Regions from separate parts of the Homo sapiens genome. Here regions 2 and 3 are each linked to region 1. The links are chromatin loops, found by intact Hi-C in ENCODE. Cell type or tissue: K562. All regions are shown on one strand.

The links. A loop is a pair of places that touch in the nucleus more often than their neighbours do. Peaks named below come from ENCODE experiments on the same cell type or tissue, not always from the same donor. Only the 100,000 strongest peaks of a DNase experiment are listed, where the experiment ranks them.
Region 2: a loop joins it to region 1, with 2.9 times the contacts of the local background. A loop is called at or near these places in 10 of 110 quality-filtered maps.
Region 3: a loop joins it to region 1, with 5 times the contacts of the local background. A loop is called at or near these places in 10 of 110 quality-filtered maps.

Annotation. Positions count from the first base shown.
Region 1 is chr5:173,835,726-173,843,725 of GRCh38, reverse strand. No RefSeq gene overlaps it. Among named protein-coding and RNA genes, the nearest start is that of CPEB4, 49 kb to the left of the region's middle. RefSeq lists a silencer at 7,726-8,000. In K562, no CTCF peak of the experiment used is centred here; DNase peaks (open chromatin) are centred at 4,315 and 7,875.
Region 2 is chr5:173,625,624-173,633,623 of GRCh38, reverse strand. No RefSeq gene overlaps it. Among named protein-coding and RNA genes, the nearest start is that of LINC01863, 13 kb to the left of the region's middle. RefSeq lists enhancers at 1-693, 4,542-5,363. In K562, CTCF peaks have their summits at 3,717 (motif pointing left) and 7,746; DNase peaks (open chromatin) are centred at 3,723 and 7,753.
Region 3 is chr5:173,778,406-173,786,405 of GRCh38, reverse strand. It overlaps LOC107986482 (a long non-coding RNA gene), which reads right to left. Exons shown (of 2, transcript XR_001743004.2): 1 at 7,965-8,000. Among named protein-coding and RNA genes, the nearest start is that of LINC01485, 8.5 kb to the left of the region's middle. RefSeq lists a cis regulatory region at 4,133-4,143 and enhancers at 4,066-4,210, 7,341-7,560, 7,386-7,680, 7,437-8,000. In K562, no CTCF peak of the experiment used is centred here; DNase peaks (open chromatin) are centred at 807, 3,555, 4,185 and 7,492.

The sequences.
Region 1 (8,000 bases):
GAATATACCAACATCCATTGCATTGTGTACTGTCAACGGTGAATTTTATGGTGTTTTGTTTGTTTTTGTTTTTCAGACAGAGTCTCACTCTGTCGCACAGGCTGGAGTGGAGTGCGATCTTGGCTCACTGCAGCCTCCGCCTCCCGGGTTCAAGCGATTATCTTGCTTCAGTCTCCTGAGTACCTGGGATTACAGGTGTGCACCACCATGCCCAGCTAACTTTTTTTTTTGAGACAGAGTTTCGCTCTTGTTGCCCAGGCTGGAGTGGATTGGTGCGATCTCTGCTCACTGCAACCTCCGCCTCCCGGGTTCAAGCAATTCTCCTGCCTTAGCCTCTTGAGTAGCTGGTATTACAGGCATGAGCCACCAGGCCTGGCTAATTTTGTATTTTTAGTAGACATGGGGTTTCTCCATGTTGGTCAGGCTGGTCTCGAACTCCCAACCTCAGGTGATCTGCCCACCTCAGCCTCCCAAAGTGCTGGGATTACAGGCATGAGCCACCGCGCCCAGCCGTGAATTTTTGTAGTTTTAGCAGAGACGGTGTTTTGCCATGTTGGCTAGACTGGTCTTAAACTCCTGGTTTCAAGTGATCTACCTGCCTCAGCCTCCCAAAGTGTGGGATTAAAGGTGTGAACCACCGCCCCTGGCCTAAAATTGGTTTTTAAAAAAGAAAAAAAAATTAGTACAAAATAGGGTGTAACATTTCTATCACTGATTACATGTTGGAATAATATTTTGGATACATTGGGTTAGATAAGATATACTGCTAAAATTAATTTCACCTGCTTTTTTTTTTTTTCTTTCTGAGACACACAGAGTCTCCCTCTGTCACCCAGGCTGGAGTGCAGTGGTGCCGTCTCGGTTCACTGCAATCTCCACCTTCCAGGTTCAAGCGATTCTCATGCCTCAGCCTCCCAAGTAGCTGGGACTAGAGGCATGTGCCACCACGCCCAGCTAATTTTTTGTATTTTGATAGAGATGGGGTTTCACCATGTTTCCCAGGCTGGTCTCGAACTCTTGAGCTTGGGCAATCTGCCCACCTCAGCCTCCCAAATTGCTAGGATTACAGGCATGAGCCACTGCACCCAGCATTTATTTATTAAAAAAAAAATGTGAGCTATTAGTATACAGTTGACCCTTGAACAACACAGAGTGTCAGTTGAACTGCATGGGTCCACCTACCCATGAATTTTCTTCCATCTTTGCCACCCCTGAGACAGCAAGATCAGCTCCTCCTCTTCCTCCCCCTCCTCAGCCTACTCAACCTGAAGACAACAAGGATGGAGACCTTTATGCTGATCCACTCCCACTTAATGAATAGTAAATATATTTTCTCTTCTTTATGATTTCTTAATAACATTTTCTTCTCTCTAGCTTGCTTTATTGTGGGAATACAGTGTATAATACGTATAACATACAAAATATGTGTTTATTGGTAAGGCTTCTGGTCAACAGCAGGCTATTAGTGGTTTGTTTTTGTTTTTGTTTTTTTGTTTTTGAGACAGGGTTTTGCTCTGTCACCCAGGCTGGAGTGCAGTGGCGTGATCACAGTTCACTGTAACCTCAACCTCCCAGGCTCAAGTGATCCTTCCTCCTCAGCCTCCCAAATAGCTGGAACTACAGGCTGCACTACCACACCCAGATAATTTTTCTTTATTTTTTTTTTGTAGAGACAGGGTCTCACTGGTTGCTAGGTCTGGTCTCAAACTCCTGGGCTCAAGCAATCCTCCTGCTTCAGCTTAGTAGATAGGTTTTAAGGAAGTCAAGTTATAAGCTGGTATGACTGTGATCAGGGGGTACTGCCGCTAACCTCTGTGTTATTCAAAGATTAACTATATTTTAAATTACACACGTGGCTTGCATTTATGACTCACGTTATGTTTCTATTAGATACCAATGTTGTAGCTCATGGTCTATGCACACACTGGGGACTAGAATACCTTGCCCAAACAGCTATGAGCTTATTTCCAGAAACTGCATGGACTCCTTCCCCAGGTCTGTCCTCTCAAAGGCTGAGCAAGCCGCCCGTGCGCAAACCTTGAAGCCCATTGGTGGCCAAGGGTAGCTGTTGGTTGGGAGGGGAAATAGACAATGGAGTTTGGCTGTGAGGCCGGGGCACCCTCAGGTGTTTTTGCCTGCACAAGGCCCATCTCAGTACAGATACAGACCAAGGCGGGGAGAGAAGTGGGGCAGGAGCCGGGCCTGGGGCTTGGGATTGGCTTTCCAAGGTCACCACCTGTAGGCGCAAAATGCTGAGGCATCTGAGATTTCTAAATTCAATCTTGACCTTCCAGATTGTTAGGCAGATATATTTGTCAAGGTATGCAGCTAGACATATTTTATTTAACAGTTCATTAGCTTGATTTATAACTTTTAATATTTAGACGTATAATATGTGGGTCTCTGTTTGTACTCTTGCCCTGGGCAAGTAAAGTAATTACCATACAGGTTTATAAGGGCGAGATACAGGATGTACGTGGTGCAGTGGGAGCCTAAAGGAGGGACACGCTCTGCCTGGGACGGAGTGGCTTCTGCATAACAATGAAATCCAGGGGAAAGGGTCATGGCTGGGGACCACGACTACAGTGAAAAGAAGTCAAACCTATTTTTCTTTTCCTTGGCAGAAGGGAGGAGGAATACCTGGGCATTTGGCTGCTGGGCTGGGGACCCTGGTGAGCCAACCAGTCTTACCCCCCTGCACTGCCTCACATTTGCAGCCATGGGGCACCTGCTTGTGCCCCATCCGTCTGGTTCTTCAGAGTAAAAAGAAGATGGATTCAATGCTGAGGGGGCCCAGAGTCTCATCTGGGCCTTTTACCAGCTCTAGTTCTTTTACACTTCCCAATGGCAGTACCATGCACAAGATGATATGACATCCTGGGGAAGACTTTGGGATAGACCTTGGTGTGGGACTGCTTGGGTTTGAATTTCAGGTCCCTTTCTCTGGGTCTCAGTTTCCCCATCAGTAAAATGGGTTTGAAAATAATAGTACCATAAGAGAGTTCTTAGGAGATGAACTGAGATAATATTTGTAAAGAACACAAAGCACCGTATACACCCCAGTCCTTACTAATTTTATTGACAGATGGGACACTGTGGGGTAGAAGGTGAGGAAGCTGGCTTAAAGACCACACCAGGTTTCAGGACCAAGGTTTCAACCATGTTCTCCTTCCCTCCAAAGCTTGTGTTCTTTCCCGCTCTCACATGTGAGCATTTCTCAACCACAAAGATAAATTCATCTTCTCTTGCATGTGAGGTGTATTCATTGAGCTGGAGAGAGAAGACTAAAAATAACGTTAGGTGTAAATTTCATCCAGTGAGAAGGGCTGTGCCTTGGTTGGGCTGGGCATGAAAGGAAATGCTTAGCTCTCCATTTTCTCCTTGCTTTTCAACCAAAAGCCTTTGGCCTGAAAACACACCTGAGCCTGTGATGAGTTTTGGAAACCACAATTGTGATGACAGGGCGGGAGACCTTGCCAAGGCTCTCCGAGACTTGACCCTGCCATCCCTGCTACAGAACTCCCCTCCTGCCCTCTCCTTCTCCTCAGAGTGCTAGAAGGAGCCAGGTGGGTGCTCTCCTCAAGACCTCATATGCATGCAAAGACCCAGATCTTCCCAACGCTAGCCACTGCTCAAATGTCACAACCAGAGAGTCTCCCCGACCACCCTACCTCAAGCCTCTTCTACCACCCCACCCCAACCCACTCTCCAGCATGGTGCCTCCTTTTTAAGTCTCATAGCCCTTAGAGCAATCTGAAACCTTGTTCATTTCTGCGTCAATCTGTTTCTTGCATCCTGCCCCTTTAGCGTGGAAGCTGGAAGACAGCAGACCCGGTGTGTCGCTCACTGCTATGTCTCCAGAGCCTCCAACGTGCCTGATGCCTATTAGTCCTCAAAATTTTTTAGTAAATAAATGTATGCATGGAGGAATGAATGAACAAATAAATGAAACCTCAGTTCTGGTCCCAACTGTGCCACTAAATTGCTTTACCTCTGGGTCACATTCTTCTCAATTATGAAACGAGAGGGCTGCATTCGATTAGGAATTTTTTAGGGGTACTTTGTGGGTAACACTGAAGGGTTTAAGCAGGAGCGTCATGTGGTCACATTTGTAGTGAAGAAAAAAAGAAAATCACCCTGGGACCCAGTAGAAAGTGGATTGAAGGTGCCTATTCTGGAGTTCAGGGAGTGGCCAGGAGCTGTGACAGACATACAGGCCAGAGACAAGTGAGTCACCCAGGTTTATCAGGAGACAGCAGATAAAGCTCACAAACCCTCTCTCAAGTGACAAACTGCTACCAGGAACCCAAGCAGATTCTAGAGTTCTATATGGGGTGGTTGAAGCCTCTCTGTCTCTATCTCTTCCCCACACGCATATAAACACTGGCCATCCCCTCCCCTGCTTTGTTGCCACCTGGGGCTTACCATATGATGACAGGTTAATCAGGTGATTGTGACAGATTACAAGAATACTTAATATTGATGAATCTTCTTCCTAGTGACTACTTACATATCATCGACCCTTTTCCATGTGGAGCTTACAATAGTACCTATAATATTATGTATGTACAATAACACAATACAATACAACAGTAAACTACAAAGCTATACATAGAGAACAAATCAGGATTAGGGAAAGAGAGATTTAATAGATCAGGGCCAGGAAGGAAGTTAGGACATAAACAAGCAGACAAAGGATTCTAGGCGTTTATCAAAGTTGGCCACATATTTAGATTGAGCTTCCCAGTGGCCAGAACAAAAAGGAAAACATGATGATGCTTGAGAATATGAAAAAAAAATATGATGCTACATTATTTGTGCCATATAAGGAAAAAGTATACTAATGTCTCAGAAGTAAAACTTTCTTTTTTTTTTTGAGATGAAGTCTCGCTCTGTCACTCAGGCTGGTGTGCAGTGGCACGATCTCAGCTCACTGCAACATCTGCCTCCCGGGTTCAAGCAATTCTCTGCCTCATCCTCCTGAGTAGCTGGGATTACAGGTGCCCACCACCACACCAAGCTAATTTTTGTATTTTTAGTAGAGATGGGATTTCACCATCTTGGCCAGGCTGGTCTTGAACTCCTGACCTTGTGATCCACCCGCCTCAGCCTCCCAAAGTGCTGGGATTACAGGTGTGAGCCACTGTGCCCTACCCAGAAGTAAAACTTTCTTTGGCACCTGAATTGGAAATGACTTACATTTTTTTAACATGAGATAATCCTATTTATTTTTAAAAACATAAGTATACATAGACAGAAAATTTTGAGTAAATACACCAAATCATTGATTACAACTATTTAGGTAGTAGGATGAGAATGTTAGTGACATATTACTTTCTCAGTGATCTTATGAATTTTCTAAATTTTCTGGAATACATGGTTATTGAATTTTTTTTTTTTTTGTATTTTATATATTCAGGCTAGAGTGCAATGGCATGATCAGAGCTCACTGCAGGCTTGAACTCCTGGGCTCAAGCAATCTTCCTTCTTTAGCTTACCAAATAGCTGGGACTACAAACACATGTCATCATGCCTGGCTAAGTTGATTTTTTTTTTTTTTTTTTTTTTTTTTGTAGATTCTTGCTATGTTGACCAGGTCTTGAACTTCTGGCTTCAAGTGATCCTCCTGCCTCGGCCTCCCAAAGCACTGGGATTACAGATGTGAGCCACTGTGCCTCGCCCGGATGTTGAATATATAATCAGAAAACTACAATGAGTTTTTTCCAGTTTTTAAATTTGTGGTAAATATGCATAACATAAAATTTTACTACCTTAACTGTGTTTAATATATACAGTTTAGTGCCATTAAATATATTCATAGTATTGTGCAACCATCACCACCATCCATGTCCATAATTCTTTTCATTCCGTAAAACTGAAACTATGTACCCATTAAACTAGAACTCCCCATTTCCACCTCCCTCCAGCTGCTGACAACCACCATTCTGCTTTCTGTCTCTGTGATTTCTGGTACCTCTAAGTACCTCATCATGGGTTTTTATATAGGGAGAAATAAGTGATGTCATGTGCATTTTCCAGTTTAAAAAATAGAAATCAGTGGTAACAAAGACATTCCTGAGACTGGGTAATTTATAAAGAAAAAGAGGTTTAATGGACTCACAGTTCCAGGTGGCTGGGAAGGCCTCACAATCATGGCGGAAGGCAGGTCTTACATGGCGGCAGGCAGGGAGAATGAGAGCCAAGTGAAAGCAGAAACCCCTTATAAAACCAACAGATCTCATGAGACTTATTCACTACCACAAGAACTGTATGGGGGTAACCGCCCCCATGATTCAATTATCTCCCACTGATTCCCTCCCACAACACATGGGAATTATGGGAGCCGCAGTGCAAGATCAGATTTGGGTGGGGACACAGCCAAACCCTATCAGTGGTGTTAGTGATCATTTTATAGGAGGAGTAATTTTTTTATTAAGAAAGGGAGACAGGACTGGGCACAGTGGCTCACGCCTGTAATCCCAGCACTTTGGGAGGCCGAGGCGGGTGGATCACGAGGTCAGGAGAGCGAGACCATCCTGACTAACACAGTGAAACCCTGTCTCTACTAAAAATACAAAAAAAATTAGCCAGGCGTGGTGGCGGGCGCTTGTAGTCCCAGCTACTCGGGAGGCTGAGGCAGGAGAATGGGTGAACCCGGGAGGCAGAGCTTGCAGTGAGCCAAGATTGTGCCACTGCACCCCAGCCTGGGTGACAGAGCAAGACTCTGTCTCAAAAAAAAAAAAAAAAAAAAGAAAGGGAGACAAAAAGTGGAAGGACTGGGCTACTTATATATCAGCAACATGTGTTTGAATTTTGGGGTATAAATTAATTAAGCCAATAATCATGAGTTTAAAATCAACTCTTCCTCTCAGTAGAACAATGAATAAAAAGAGCTACAATTTACTTAGTCTTTAGGAGGGTGTGTGCCAGGCACTTGACTAAGCATGGACAGAAATGAGTGCAGCCCTCCTCCAGCCCTGAGAGGTAGGGTTCTTCTCCTATTGAGAGATGGGTTTAGCTAGCTCCTGTGCTGTGTTGGAGTTACACAGCTCTTCACACTGGTCCTTCTGACCCCAGATTCCTGGCCCAGTGCACGACGGGACTCTTCCACTCTTGGGACAGCCTGCTAAGTGTGCTGAGGATATCGGTAATGGTGGCAAACCATTGTGTTTCAAACCAAACCAAAAAGGAGGAATCTTGCAGGAGGTTCCATCCCAGGATAAATGCAAAAATATGTCCAGATCAATTTCAGGAGGAGAAACTGATCAGTCCACCAAGATGTAGCAGATTACTACAATGTGGTGGCTTTTTATTCAGAAAAAAAAAAATAAAACCTACTACTGTTAGGGGGCATATATGCCTTACCTTGCTTGCAGGAGGGAGGACAATCTCGCTGATAAGCCCTGGGTAGCCAGGCTGTTCAGCAGGTCCCCCCAGCCCCTGTTTTTTTGTTTTTGGCTTTGTCTACATGGCACCACAACACTGGCCTCACTAGAAGACATAGTGAAAAGTGTTGTTGTTGGGAGAAAATAGCCACAGGGTGCTCTATGTCTCTGTTAACACTTCATTGTAAACATGGGTTGTGGATTTAGAAAGTATTGAATTCAGGTTCTGACGCTTTTCTCAGTAGATTCCTGTGGCAAGCTACTAACCCCCTCTAATAATAATAGTGCTGACAGCATAGGATTATTGTGAGGGTGAAGTGAGATGCTGGTTGTCAGGGGTTTTGCCCCATGTCTGGCACACAGCAAGAGCTTAAAAGGTGAGAGTTATAATTATTCACTAGCTTAGATTACAGGCCATCCCTCAACCAGTCATGCCGGCCAGGCGATGTCATGCTCTGATTGGGCAGCCCTGGGTCACAGTTGCATTCTGAAAAGATGATACTGTTGCATGGACTAGGTATTGCAGGAAGGCAAGGGCGTGGACAGTGACTAGGAGATATTGCAGGCATTCAAACAAGAGATGATGTGGCTTGAAAGAGGGGAGCGACTGTGGTG
Region 2 (8,000 bases), 210 kb after region 1:
GGATGTGGTGAGTGGCCTCCAAAGGGCAATTCAAGAAGATCAATCCCATGGAGGCGCCCAGCTCCTGTTTCCAAACACGCTTCCTGGCCTGCAGATACCTTGACGGCAAACTTCATGTAAAGACTTGGTAGAGATGATTCAGCGTTTCCAACATGTTTCATCATCTTTCTAAGGTTGGTACAAAGCTCTAGCCCTATACTGATGCCACCAAGGGGCACCATATCTGTGACCTTGACTAAGCCAAGGTCACCACGGCAGTGATGCCAGCACCTTCTACACGCCACCAATGGGTTCAACATTTCACATGCATTGCTAGTTTCATGCTGAGCACAGCCCTCCGTGGAGGGGGGGCTCTGGATATTTGTTTTACAGATGAGGAGACTGCAGCTCAGAGAGGACAGTTCACTTGTTCATAATATACCTCTTCTGGAACCAGAAACAGAGACCAAGCCCACGGTGAACAGATTCCAGAGTGTGAATTCTTTCATCTTCTGTGTCCCCTGAAGGTTTTATTTGCCATCGTGCTTAGCTGAAAAGAGCTGAGAAAAAGTTAGAGCTAATATTTTGGGAGCATCTCTATCTGCACCTTACTGCTTACCCAGGCATTGCCTTGTTGAATCCTAACAGCAGTCCTGTGAAGTAGGATTATCACCCCCAATTTTCAGGAGCAAACTTGGACGCCTCGCTCAACTTGTCGATTGAATCTCCTAAGTCGATTGAATCTCCTAAGTCCACGAATCTTGAGCGGAGCGGGGATCCAGGCTCAGGTCAGCATCCATGGCCTTCTGCCACATGCACTGTTTTGCTGTTGTGCCTAGGACATTTGCTTCTCCCTGGAGTGCTGAGGTCCCACATAATGAGCAAGATTGAGAGGAAAGGGAAGAAGAAAGGGCCGATACCAAAACCAGCTCAGGGTAGGGGACTGCAATAAAGGGGAAGAAGAGCAGGACATGAAAAGGCTGGTCCCTTCCCCATGGGAACAGGGAATTAGGGGAGAGAGTTTGGTACTATGATCATGACTGTTCTCCCTTCATCAGAATTAGAAGTACCTAGCCCTCCAATTCTAGATCTTCCCAAATTTCAGAACTTTGTTAAAGATGAACATTGTCAGGCTGGGTGCGGTGGCTCATGCCTGTAATCCCAACACTCTGGAAGGCCGAGGCAGGCAGATCACAAGATCAGGAGTTCGAGACCAGCCTGGCCAACATGGTGAAACCCCATCTCGACTAAAAATACAAAAATTAGCTAGGCGTGGTGTCAGGCGCCTGTAATCCCAGCTACTTGGGAGGCTGAGGCAGGAGAATCTCTTGAACCCGAGAGGCAGAGGTTGCAGTGAGCTGAGATCACGCCACTGCACTCCAGCCTGGGCGACAGAGTGAGACTCTGTCTCAAAAAAAAAAAAAAAAAAAAAGATGAACATTGTCTGTGGAGCCTCCCTCCAGCCCATACTGAGCCTGATCTCTGCCAGCATTTAGAGCCTGTGCTTCAATCACTCACAGCGTGTACTGTGGTCTGTCTCAGGTGTCTTGGGGTAGAAAATTCCCATTCGATAGGCGGTCTCCATTGAGATAGGAAGTTGCTAAGAGGGAGGACATTGTCCTACTCATTCCTTTCTTGTTCCTCACAGAACTCAGAAGACTAGTGAAAATAGATATGGGCCCAAATAAATACTTGTATTGTATTGTACTTGTATTGTACAAAAAACTGTTCCCATTTTATACAGAAAAACAGAGGCAATGGCAACTCCTATCAATTAGGTCAGTGGCTCTGGGCTTATCCGATTTTCCTTTAACATCAAATCTCCTGATCACTACTAAATCACAAATCAAAAGCCAAGTAAATCTGGATTGATTTTAAAAGGAGGAGAAGGCAGAGAGAAAGAGAGGGAGGAAGGAGAGAGAAGGAATGAAGAGGAAGATGAGGTGGGAGGAAGGGGAGGAAGAAGAATAGGAGGAGGGAAGAGTTGCGGTGAGGGATGAGGAAGAGAGTGGAGAAGATGAGGACTGGGAGGAGGAGAGGGGAGGAGGAAGATGGGGAAGAGATCGTGAGATGGAAGAGGAAGAAGGAGGAGATAAGGAGGAGGGGGGTAGGAGATGAGGAGGAGGGGGTAGGAGATGAGGAGGAGGGGGGTAGGAGATGAGGAGGAGGGGGTAGGAGATGAGGAGGAGGGGGATAGGAGATGAGGAGGAGGAGGGGGGTAGGAGATGAGGAGGAGAAGGGGGGTAGGATATGAGGAGGAGAAGGGGGGTAGGAGATGAGGAGGAGAAGGGGGGTAGGAGATGAGGAGGAGGAGGGGGGTAGGAGATGAGGAGGAGAAGGGGGGTAGGAGATGAGGAGGAGGAGGGGGGTAGGAGATGAAGGGAGGGAGGAGGGAGGACTTGAGGAGAAAAAGAAGGGGGCAGTGGGGGAGAGGAGGAGAGGAAGGAGAGGAGGATTTTGCTCTGGAATGGGGCACAGCTTAAAACTGAAAGTGGGTACAAAATCGGATTGGAGACAGAAATAGCACTCTTTTCTCCAACATGAATTCTATGTTTCCTAATCTAAAAAGGGATTGTTCTGCCACGCAAACCTCCTCTTCTGTGCCTGCCTCACCATGATGCAGGTATATTGACTTCATCAAATGCGGAAGCCTAACTCGCTGTAGAATGAACTACATCAGAAACTCTGCCAGGTTAATCTTGACAGAAATCTGGCGACAAGGTCAAATCTTGAAGCAAAACAAAACAGACAGCCCAGGAATGTGCAGCCCAGCCATCCCTCACTTGGCACAGTGCAGGCAGTCACTGTGAGGGGCTTCCGGTGTGTGGGTGGGAGTGCTTTACTTCCAGGCAATGCCAAACAAGCAGGGTGCTTATCCTTGGGCCCCCAGTGCCCACCACAGTGCCTGACACAGAAGAAGCTCCACAAACATGTCATCTGTTCTCATTTTTGTGTTTACAAACACAGTAAACAGACCACTACATTTAACAACTTTCGTTATGTCAAGATTCGCCAACGAGTCTCAATACTAGCCAGACAGACTTTCTCCACAACATCGTTTTCATATTGATTTATTTTGGCAGTTATTGTTAATAATGAATTTCATATATGATACAGGCATTCTGGGAATGCATCAGTGCCCTTCAAAATGGTGTTTTATGATTCTGATCTTAGCTGAGCCATTCATCTCTGTACCGTCGGATCCAGTTTGGCCACTCCTGGATCTGGAACATAAGCCCCATGCTTTGTTTCTGTCTTTTCTGTCACTTGTCATGGTTTAGAATTATGTATTTGTAGGTTGATTTGTTCTGTGTCTGTTCACCCCCCTAGAAATACAGATGTCCATGAGGGCCAGAATCATTTCTGCTTTGGGCGCCACAGAGTCCTCCATCTTTAGTATATAACCCTGTGCTGATATAATGTATGGCACATCATAGAAGCTTGACAAACATTTACTGAGTGAATGTATGAGGCTGGATTCAATGCCTCTTAACTTCTTAGCTCCCTTTCAATGGGGAGAATCTCAAGCTCCATAACACAGGGAGCTCTTGGCTGTCTGACCCCAAGGGTGCAGTGCTTTGTGAACTGGCTGGTCATGCTATCACAGTCTTAGGACTCCAGATTCCACCCCTAGGGTGGCTGCAGGGCCTATGGCACAGCTTGGACCAGGGGCATCTTGGCTGAGAGGGTGGACTCAGCCTGGGGGGATGGAGGACCGGCCCACCATGGAGCTCTCCTGATACTGCCCCCATCAGGCCAAGCCTGGGAAGAGCATCTCTGACTCCAGTAGGTCCCTGGCTGCTATAGCAGCATGTGCTCCATGCCAGGGCAGGTGTGTGGGGAGCAGCAGGGGGTCTACTCCTCCATGCAGGGGTAACCCTGAGGTTGGGGGAGACATGCACTTCTGAGAAGGTGGGCCACACATAATAATGCTGAGTTAGGTATTGCTGCATCACTGTTCTGCAAGACCTGCCCTGTCATGCAGAGTTGCAGCATGTGCAAGGCAAAGAGGGGGCCAGATCCAGCCTCCAAGGAGAGGTTGGTGAGAGCCAGTGACACCCAGCACACATTCTGGGCTCCAGCCCCAATCCTCCAGGCCGACTTCCTGCTTTTCCTGTTCCCAACACTGTGAAATAACCTCTCCAGTGGCTCCCCAGAATTCTTAGAATGCAACCTGAACTCCCGCAAGGCCTCCCCCTGCAGCCATCCTCGTCCCCGCTGCCCCTCGGTCAGGCCAGGCTTGTTCCCATCTCCAAGCCTTTGCTATTGTTCCCTACCTTGGGACCCTCTTCCTGCCTTGTAGGTCTAAGTGTACCCAGCTCCTTCTTGTTATTTAGGTCTTAGCTCAAATGTCACCTCCCAAGAGAGGCCTCCTCTGATCATCAACTTATCTGCACCCAAAATGATTTTGATCTTGATTTTGCATGTTTGCTTTTTTGTTTGTTGCTTGCTTGCTGGCTAAGCTCCAAGTACTGAAACTGTGCTACCTTTTACTTACTCTTCTTGCCCTACCCCCTAGCACAGGGTAGCACGTGGAAGGCATTAGATAAGTATTTGTATGAATGAGTGAGTGAGTGAAGGCTCAGTTAAATAGCGAGGGCCAACACAGCTTCCCAGGGTCCATTCAATACCAGGCCTGTCCAGCAATGAGACTAATTCCAAGATGCATGGGGACTGAGCATTGACTATATGACAAGCACTTTACATGTAAGACTTTATTTAATCTGCCAGCCCCCCCAGTGAGCTACCACCACGGGGAATCCCATTTTACAGATAACTCACTCAAGGTCTCTTGGCTAAGACATCACAGAGCTGGGACTCCAACCTCATTCCGCCTGTCCCTGGAGACTGAGCGAGGGCTCAAATGCCTCTCTCTCCTGCGACCCCTGCACATCACAAGATCCATCTGTAAGTCCATGCCCGAACAGGGCAAAGGCAGGAAAAAGGGCTCCCTGAATGCAGCTGGTCCTATCCCTTTGTCCAACAGGTATCTGCCAGCCCCTTGCTCTGTGTGGGTCCCGAGGCCAAGGGCTGGAACACAGACAGCAACAAGGCTGAGCCTTACCCTCCTGAGCTCAGGGACCCATATCACATTGAGCCACACTGCAGTGGTCTTCTAGAACATTTTTCCTTAATTAAGGGCAATTAAAATTCCTTGGGTTTTGAGGATTTCTTAAAATTCCTTGGGGGCGTGGACGATGTCTGAATTCAGGGGAGACACATGAGATGGGGGGAGGAAAGCCAGCTGGCTAGGTAGACTGGCCTCCCAGGGCTTGCCCCAGTTTGAAGTCACTTCCTCTCCCAAATTCCAACTCTCCAGCTTTCCGGCCCCTAGCTCTGAACCCAGGCTGAGGGCCAGAGGGCACTGGTGTGGGGAAATGTGCCTGCTCAGCATTTTGTAGCAGGTCTGGGAGTAAAGGCATCAGGGCTTCTGCTGAGACACTGGAATTTTTCAGTTTAAAGCCCGAAGTTCACTCTTTCTTTCTCTCTCCCTTTCATTCATTCATTCCTGGCAAACTGCGCATTCTCTCCTCCTCCCACTGCGAATCCCATTGTCATTCCAGCAGCATTTCAACCCACTGCAGGCGAAGTGGAGGCTCTCTCTCTTCCAGATTTCTCTGTCGAATTGCTGGCAAGGACAAAGCCGTTAGGAGCAAGATTCGGTAACTAGCTTTTTAATTTCATGGCTGGAGGTTGTCAGGACAGTACAGAGAAAATTGCCAACGATTCAGAGAGCGGCCCATGAATCTGGGGCAGAGCAGGAGAGAACAAGGGAGCGCTTCAGCTGGGGGTGAGGTGTTGGCAGCCACTTGGATGAGAAAGTTCTCTTCTTCCGAATTTCTTTGGTTCAGATCCGCGTTCATTTAAAAAGATCAATTCAGCAATTTTTCACCCTTCCTCAATAAAGCATTTTAGACAGCGGAGAAAGAAAAGGAGAAGGGGCCCTCTCGGGATCTTTCTGTAGGACGGAACGAGCATCAGTTGGTCATCAGTTGTTATGAAATAGGGCTGTTAATTTGAGAGAGAATCGTCCTATTTCCAGTATATTTCTGCAGACTTGGATTATAAAACAACCCTACCTCCAGATTACAACCCCAATATCAGGTTCAAAAGTTCCACATTCCAACCCCCAAGCTCAGCTACAGAGTTGCTGTGTGGCCGTGGGTTAGTGGCTCCCTGTCTCTGAACTCTGCAAGTTGAATGTTGAATAAAACGGTCCCTAATATTCTTTCCCACCTCTATGCTTCTCTGTTTTTACCAAGTTCACAAGGAATTTCTTCGTATCTAAAGGCTGGGGTTTTTAGGTCTCTTGGGCAGAACCTCACATGGGTCTGAATGAAGAGGAATGAACTGTAACCTCCAAAGAGCTGAGTGACAGAGTGACATTAGGAAGGGTCTCAAGATGCCACTTTACCTTGTTATGCCAACTGCGATTCCACAGCTGGATATACTCATGCAAGCTAACACTTGACAATAATAACATGGTAAACTTGTACTGGGGGTCTTGTTTTATCATTCCTGGAACTCTCTCAAATACATTCTCTTTCAAATGCCTTCCTCATATCCACCCTAAAAATAAGGTCTTTTAGTCACTCTATTCTACAGATAAGGGAAGTGAGGCTCACATGCCCAAAAGGTGACCAAGTCTGACCAGAAGACCCTTGCTTGCACTGGGCTAAGATATACAAGGCCTGCCCCTGGAGAAGCAAGTTTGAGAAAAGCAAGGGAAGGCAGGTGCATCTTGCCAGTTTCTGCCCTCCCTTCCAGCTTCACATTGACCTCTAACTGGCAGTACTGCTCCAAGGCTCTTAGTTGCAAGCAACATAAATGTATTCTGGGTGATTTAAGCTGAAAGGGAATTCATTGAAAGATTCTAGGTAGCTCACGGAATTGACAGGAAGACTGAAGAACTAGGCTCAGGAAATAGGTAAGAAAAAGGGCGGTCTCGCAGCCAGAATCACAAACAAAACTCTTGCTCCAGAACCAGTCCAGTGACATCATTGCTGCAGCTGCTACAAACACAGGGCCCCTGTCATTGCAGCTGGAGCACTGTCCCTTCTGGCCATGGCTGTGCACAGAGCTGCAAAGGAGGCTGGGAAAGTGGGTATCTGGTATTTTCTCTACCCATAGGAAGGCTCTGCCACCTAACAAGCCTCAGGGGGTACAGAGTTCCCCCCAAATAGGAAGGGCATTGAGAGTTGAGATGCCAGGTAACCAAATCTCAGGCAAATGTGCACGTATCAATCAGGTTAGGCTCAGTAATGCTGTAGTAACAAAAACATCTTAAATCTGAGGGGCTTAAAAACAACCAAGGGTTATTTCTGGGTCACGCTTACATGTCCAGCAAGGGGCTCCATTCCAGGACTTTCTTAACTCAGACCTCAGGCTGCTGGAGCCGCCTGATCTCAAATATTTCCCACAGTCACCATGGCATTGGGAAGGGGTGATTAGAGCAGCAATTACAGGCTCCCAACCAGAAGTGACATATGTCACTTCCACGCATGGCTCACTGGCCAGACCTAGTCACATGGCCCTGCCTTGGGGCCAGCAAGTGCCGTCTTGCCTCAGATCTGGAGGGCAGAGAGCTGGGGAAATCTGGCAAGTAGTGTTGACAATGCCCAGGGTCCACTGAATGGGGCCTGCCAATCAAAGCCCACCTGGAAAGGGAACAGAAGACAGAGCACTGAAATGGAGGTAGGAGAGCAGAGTTTCATTCCTGGTTGAGCCCCTGAGAACTGTACATGTATCTAGCAGCACCTAGGGGCTAGAGGAAACCCTTACTTCTGGGTGTGGCCCCAGAAGACACTCTGCTCAAACTGCAAGTGGCAGCAGCAGATGTTGGAAGCACAGCCCACGAATGAAGCACTGGAGGGCCCAGAGTAAGGGGAGCTGGGAGCCAAGCCCAGCCTCTTGGAGCTCAGGCAGGCAGCCTTTTTCCTGCCTACAGGCTCCTGAGCCACTGTCTCCTAAGGAAGATGGGTGCTTCACTGTAGCCCCAGGCTCCCTCTGGAAATAAATCC
Region 3 (8,000 bases), 57 kb after region 1:
GGGCTGCGTTCAGTGGCAGCAGAAGGCCAAGGGGCTTAGGGAGCACCAGGAGCATCTGCTCCAACACAGGGTCTAGGAAAAGCCTTCCTAGAAGACGGGACATTGGAGCTGGGCCTTAAAAAATGAATTGGAGTTTGCTACTTAGACACTGAGGAGCTCTTAATTCCCTGTATCCCACCTTGCACTGTGACTGACCACACTGTACTGCCGGCCTACGTCTCTCCTTTCTGCTGAGCTCCATTGGGTGGAAACTGCAGCTGGCTGGTTCATTGAGTTATCTCCCATGCCTAAAAGGGCACCTGACATATAGAAGATGCTCAATTAATGCATGTGAGAGAACAGCCTGTGCAAAGGCCCAGCAGAGGGTGTAGACATGGAGCTTGGTACAAGGTGGGTGGAGCAGGTAGTGTCCAGGGCAGGAATGACCGTTTGCCTATCTGAGTAGTTTGGATTTTATCTTCTGAAAGGGGAGGAAGGTGATCAAATCTGCATTCATTCATTTATTTGACAAACACTTATCAAACACCTGCTATGAGCCAGGTATTGTATTAGGCCTTACAGATAACATGGGAACAAGACCAACTCCTTCTCCACGTGGAGCTTACATTCTCATGGGAAAATAGAGACCAACTTGTGAGCAATTCAAAAATCATACCTTGTCAGCCAGTGATGAAGTACTAGGTAGAAAAATAAAGACTGGTAAGAAGCTAAAGTGATGGTGGAAGACAAGGGAGGCTCAGTGGTAGGTGGGAGTGTCTCAGATAGCATTGTCAGCTGCAGGGAACAGAAAACCTGCTCACAGCCGCCCAACATGTAGCAGGTTATTTATATCTTGCAACAGGAAGCCCGAGAGGTAAGTAGTCCCAGGCTGGCTGGAGACTCCGTGGTGATATGAAGAAACCAGGCTCCTCCTTCCTGGTCCACCTCCTCAGCGTTATCTCTGATGCTTTAACTCTTTTTTCTTTGAAATTGACAAATAATAATTATACATATTCATGGGGTACATAGTGATGTTTTGGTACATATAATATATAGTGATCAGATCAGGGTAATTAGCATATCCATCGTCTCAAACCTTTATCATATCTTTGTGTTGGGAGCATTCAATATCCTCCATCTAGCTATTTGAAACTATATACTATATTATATATTAACTATAGTCATCCTGCAATGCTATAGAACACTACAACTTCTTCGTCCTATCTAGCCATCTAGTAATTTTGTATCCTTTAACAAATCTCTATCCTTTCCTTCTCCCTATTTTTTAATGAAGAGAATGAAACCGTGTATGTTATATTTAAAAGTATATAATTGAAAACACTGAAGTTGATATCTTGCTGACATGTGAATTTCTCCATCCAGAAATATTCAGAAAAGCCTGATGCTCACAAAAATAACCAGCATGAGCCTTCTGGTGTGAAAAATAGGGGAAAGGGGCCAAAGCCACATCTGGGTGGATGTGATGTGTGATTGGATGGCACCTGATAGGTATATGTGTGTGCGTGCTTGTGTGTGTGTGTGTGTGTGCACACATCCATGCAAGGTGACTGATTCCTATACTAAACTAATTCAGTGGAAGCAAGCCAGAAACGACCATGAGAATATAGCTCCCATCTCTACTCATCTCCCACAGAGAAACATGGAAACGTTTTAGGAAGAGCATCTGGCTTCCTAAAGCTCATAGAATGGGAGCCGTGGGACAAGTCAACAGCTGCTGAGACATGGTTCTCAAAAGGATTGCTCTGGGACAGTGGGGAAGATGGATTTGGAAAGCAAAGTCTATAGGCAGGGAAATAAAACAGGCCTGGAAGAGATGGGGAAGCCTGGACTAGGGCAGGTGATGGGGATGAAGAAGAGGGGGCAGCTTTGAGAATGATGGGGGGAGAATGCTGGAACAGTGGCAGCTGAACAAACATAGAAGTGAAGGATGGCCACGGGGGTAATGGGACCCAAATGCAGCAGCAAGACTTGGCAAAGCTGCTTCTAGTCACCGATAATGTCAGGCTCTCCGTCAGAGAGTTGCTTCTAAGAGGCAAGCCCCAAGAGTTCTCCAAGGAGTCCCTGCAGGGGCCTGAACTTCTTTTGTTGGTGATGCCAGCCAGTGATGGAATCCAAATACTCAGTACTCGGCACTCATTACTGCCTTGGGAGCCAATGGCACATTTGTTAAAAAATAAAAACACATAGCAGCAGCTCTTTGGGGAGTTTGGGGAAAGGCATATCAAGCAACCTGGGTCGCTGGACACTTGAGTGAATGGGTCATGGTTAGTGGAGACTCCTTTGGGAGGTGGTGTAAATCACTCTAAAAAACTTAGGGCTATGACTATACCTTAGCAAGAAAGGGAGGTGGATTAGTTCCAGAAAGGTTTCTTTCCCATGCCTGCCTGCCTTTCTTTCTTTCCTTTCTTTCCTTTCTCTCTCTCTTCCTTCCTTCCTTCCTTCCTCTCTTTCTTTCTTTCTTTTTCTTTCTTTCCTTCCTTCCTTCCTTCCTTCCTTCCTTCCTTCCTTCCTTCCTTCCTTCCTTCCTTCCTTCCTTCTTTCTTTCTTTCTTTCTTTCTTTCTTTCTTTCTTTCTTTCTTTCTTTCTTTCTTTCTTTCTTTCTTTGACAGTGTCTTGCTCTGTCATCCAGGCTGAAGTGCAGTGGCATGAACATGGCTAACTGTAGCCTTGACATCCTGGGCTCAAGGGATCCTCCCGCTCCAGGCTCCCATGTAACTGGGACCACAGACATGCACCACCACATCTGGCTAATTTTTTTATTTTTTTGCAGAGACAGGGTCTTGCTTTGTTGCCCAGGCAGGTCTTGAACTCCTTGGCTCAAGCGATACTCCCACCTCAGCCTCTCAAATTGCTGAGATAACAGGCATGAGCCTCTGTGCCTCACTGCATTTATTTTTCTTTAATGTAGCTAGTTAAACTGGTTTCAACTGATCAAATATCCACCCTTCCTGGGCCAGGCACTGTTCTCAGTCCTGGGGAACAAAACAGGCAAAAATCTTTCCTCTCAGAATTTAGATTTCTAGTAGGAGGAGACACCCCAAATCAAAAATAAACACTGTAGTCTATTTATGGTATGCTGGTTCCTTTTGTTTTTCTGTGTTAAGCAGGGCTCTTAGAACATATTAGAGCTAAATGTTGTGCACATACATTCTTTATTACATAATAAAGCATGTAATAAATAAGGATTTACACTTATAAATTATTCTACTTGTTTCTTCTTTAACCACAAAATCAAAAGGAGATTTGGCCTATGACACATGCCAGTCAATCAGTAATAGGCAACCTTTTGGGCTTCTGTTGCTCCTATATTTTTCATTCAAGCATTTGAGAGAATTCAAGATGGATGCATTGAGGGCTCAGAAGCGAAATGTGCAAAGATCAGTCCATTGACAAACAAGACCCAGGGATCTCAAATCATAGACTCAGGTGGTACACATTCTCCACTACCTGCCTGAAACTACCTGTTCTATGCTCCAGACAAAGCTGGTTGTCATGGGTACACATGCATACGTCTCATGGAAAAGATATCATGAAGTGTACAGCTTTCTGTAGGTGACAAAGCATTTTTGCGTTTGTTATCTGACTCCACACTCCACATAAGGTTGCCAGATTTAACAAATAAAGTCATGAGACACACAGTTAAATTTGAGCAATATTTGGGACATGCGTACTGAAAAAAATCATCATTTATCTGACATTCAAATGTAACTGGACTTTCTGTATTTTATCTGGCAACCCTAACTCTACAACCCTCAGAAGTAGACAATATTAGCGTCCCCATTTGATCACTGAGGCTGAGAAAGTAAATTGCCTAAAGTCAATAAAGGATCAAAGGGTGAAAGAACTGCCCCTTTGCCCATTCACTGGTTGCTGGGAGAATGATCACTCCTGGATCTCATCTTCAGGCATCAGATGTGCTGGGGCCAAGTGTGGGGATCTCAGGGCAAGGAGGGAGGGGAGAAATGGAGGGACTGGCCATCATGAGTAGTGGACTACAAAGACTTCATAACAGAGGGCAGGGGCAGGGAGGTGTTGATGCTTTGTTGCAACTTAGTTTTGGTTTGCTTACTTTACCAGGGCCTGGGCACCCCAGCCAACAGGCTGGAAATGCAGGAAGCCATCTGGAGCCATGTGCTGAGTCACAGGGCCCAGAGAAAAACAAGAACATCGTGACGTCAGAGCAGGGGTGGGGAGAAATCTCCCTCGAGATCTCCGTGGGCACCGGAAATAGAAACTGCTCCCTTTGAAGCATCTATTAGAAGATCCAAGTCTCTAACAGATCACCATGAGATTTCAATTCAGTTCCTATTAAGCACCAACTGAACGCATGTGAGAATGTCAGGGAATCAGTTGGTGAAGAGGCAACCGTTTTAATTTAATTTTATTTATTTGAACAGAGTAAGCCTCTGTTCAATCCTGACTCATCTTCTTTCTTCTCTTACTACCCATTTGCCCTTGAGCAGTTCACTTAAACTTTCTGACCCCATTTCCTCTTCAGTAATAATAATTCTTGTCTCATTGAGATAGTGTGAGGGCTTAAAGGGAATTACATTTTTCAAAAGCATCTTGCACAGATCTGGCACAGTCAGTGGTAGGTCTTCTTAGCATAAGGATATAAAAAGATCTTTCTGTAAGGTTGGTGTGGGGATTAAATTGGATGACATATCTTTACTTTCAAGCAAGCTCTGGACTGAGCTCTTACTAAGGTTTCAGCTAAGGAGAGAGATTTCTTTCCTCCTCTCTAGACACTGGGGTAACTGGTTCTGGTCCCCCAGTGTTCTGGTTAGTAGAACTAAATACGTACACGCACAATGAATGTTTACACAACATCCGCTCATTCCATTCCACAAATATTTCTTTTAACATTGTACACATTACTGGCTCAGCCTTTGTAGAGGTCTAGAAAAACAAAATTAGGATGAATATCCCCATTTTGTTGCTGTTTTTTGTTTTTGTTTTTGTTTTTTAAGACGGAGTTTCACTCTGTCACCGAGGCTGAAGTGCAGTGGTGCCATCTCGGCTCACTGCAAGCTCCACGTCTCGGGTTCAAGCAATTCTCCTGCCTCAGCCTCCCAAATAGCTGGGACCACAGGGGCACACCATCTCGGGTGGCTAATTTTTTGTATTTTAGTAGAGACGATGTTTCACCATGTTGCCAAAGCTAATCACGAACTCCTGAGCTTAGGCAATCTGCCCGCCTCAGCCTCCCAAAGTGCTGGGATTGCAGGCATGAGCCACCGCTCCCGGCCTGCTGCTGATTTTTTAATAATCATTCTGTGGGAGGCACTATGCTAAGTATTTTGCATGCATCGAATTCTTGGAGCAATCTTTTCAAATTCGTGCTATAGTAACCCCCATTTTATAGATGGAGCAACTGAGGCTCAGTAGAGTTGACTGTGCTGCCCAAATGCACAGAACTAGTGGGTGGCAGAGTTGAGGCTCAATCCCAGCCCTGATTATCTCAAAGGTTCTGACTGTCACACTATGCGTGAGCTCCCAGAGAGAGAAAAACACTCAGTTGAAAATTTAGAGTTACTCATGCACAAAGGTATATAAACAACACAAAGTGGTTAGATGGGCAAATGCTGACGGAGAGGCTGGTAATCAGAGTTATGGGCAGTTCTGGGCTGGGAGATCTCCCTGAGAGCTGTACTATGAAAAGGGGCTTTCTAGAAGGTGAAAGTTTAGGTGGGGAGTAAAGCTAGACCTTGAAAAATGATGTGGAACAGGTAACAAAGCAAAGGCACGTTGAGCAGAGGCCCAGATGGTTTGGCCAAATATGGGCTGAGCTTAGTGAAGGTCAGGTAACCAAGGCAAGGTGTGCTTTGGAGAACAAAAGGAGGAAGGTTGAGCTGGCACAGTCTGGCTGGCTGGTATTAGCTTCTTGAATGATAAGCTCTTCAGCCTGGCTGGGGTGACTTCTAACTTCGGAACATCACTGCTTAGGGGATTCCTGTGTATCACACATTGGGCCTGAGCAGCAGAGCTAGGAGTTGTTCCTGTTATTGGAAAGGGAGGAAGTTTCTGCAGAGTAAGTGGGCATGATCTGTCTTGCTGGAGGGCCTCAACCTTTACTCTCCTGGGTAAGAGGAGACAATGATATTTCCATGGTCTTCAGAGCATTCTGCTGAGAAGCCCACAAGCTAAGGGCCATTACAGCAAACTCAGAGATGATACAACCTTTCTGCAGACCATGGTAATATATATGAAGAGGATTAAAACGATGTAACCCTTTGTTCCCTCAATTTTACTGCTAGGAATTAATCCAAGGGAAGTGGTCATGGAGAGATGAGAAAATGTGTGTATGGACAAAGATGGTCACTGTAGAATGTAGTATTAACTTACAAACACAAGAATCAGAAATGTCCCACCTAGTCAGTAATGGGGGCTTAGTTAAAAATTATGATCCAGGCCGGGTGCAGTGGCTCATGGCTGTAATCCCAGCACTTTTGGAGGCTGAGGCAGGCAGATCACCTGAGGTCAGGAATTCGAGCCAATATGGTGAAACCCCGTCTCTACAAAAATTAGCCTGGCATGATGGTGTGTGCCTATAATCCCAGCTATTCAGGAGGCTGAGGCACAAGAATCACTTGAACCTGGGAGGCAGAGGTTGCAGTGAGCAGAGATCGTGCCACTGCACTCCAGCCTGGGTGATAGAGTGAGATTCAGTCTCAAAAAAAAAAAAAAAAAGAAAAGAAAAGAAATTTTGATCCACCCATACAAGGGAATGCTACACTTCCATTCAAAGTCAAGGTGGTCACACCATAGCAGGGAAAAATCAGTTATAAAAACATTAAATATAGTATGATCCTAGCTCACAAGTACATTAATCCAATTCATTCACTTATTAACTATGTAATGAAGATGTGCTGTATGCCAAGCACCATTCTGGGTACTGGGAATATGGACAGGAACAAGCTCAGGGTGGGAAGTTGTTTAGGGAAAGACAGGTAATACATATATGGACTTAAGAATACACAAGATAATTTCTGAGCATGGCACACAATGCCATGAAGAAAGGCATGCAAGATGGACTAGTTTAGTGTGCGTGAAGATGGAGGGACTATCCAAGGAGGTGACATTTCGGCCATGACTTGCACGCTGAAAAAAAAAAAATCCAGTCATGATTTCCAGAGTCATGAAATCCAGAGCATTTCAGGCAAAGAGGCGAAGGCCTTGAGGGGAAATGCCATTGGTGTATTAGGAGGGAAAAAGAAAGAGAAATAATGTGTGAGTAGAGAGAGAAGAGGTAGGAGAGGCAAGCAGGGCCAGATCACACAGACTGAAAGTCAAGGTGAAGTGTTGATAAGGAGTGTGGATTTCCTTCCAAGTGCTGTAGAAAGCTACCGGGTTCTATGTAGGCAATCATCATACAGTTGACCTTCAAACAACACAGGTTTGAACTGCACAGGTCCACTTACAGGTGACTTTTCTTCCACCTCTGCCACCCCTGAGAGAGCAGGACCAACCACTCCTTTTCCTCCTCCTCAGCCTACTCGAGTTGATGATGACAAGGGTGAAGACCTTTATGCTGAGTCACTTCTGCGTAGTGAACGTAAATATACTTTCTCTTCCTTATGATTTTCTCAATAACATTTTCTTTACTCTAGCTTCCTTTATTGTAAGAATACAGTATACAATACATATAACATACAAAATATGTTAATTGACTGTTTATGTTCTCAGCAAGGCTTGCAGTCAACAGTAGGCTATCTGTAGTGTTTTGGGGAGTCAAAAGTTGTATGCAGATTTTCAACTCTGAGGGGGGTCAACACCCCAACTTCCATATCGTTCAGGGTTCAACTCTCTTTATGTATCCGGAAGGAAATACACCAACAGGTTAGTAGAGATTATTAACAAGTAGTGGGGTAATAAACCGTGTTTAAAAATCTGTGTGCTATTCTGTAACTCCTGAACTTTTGTAATTAGAAACAAACAGTAATTTCCATTTTTAAAGAACTCACCAGAGAGCAACATCGACAGATGACAACCATCACCTG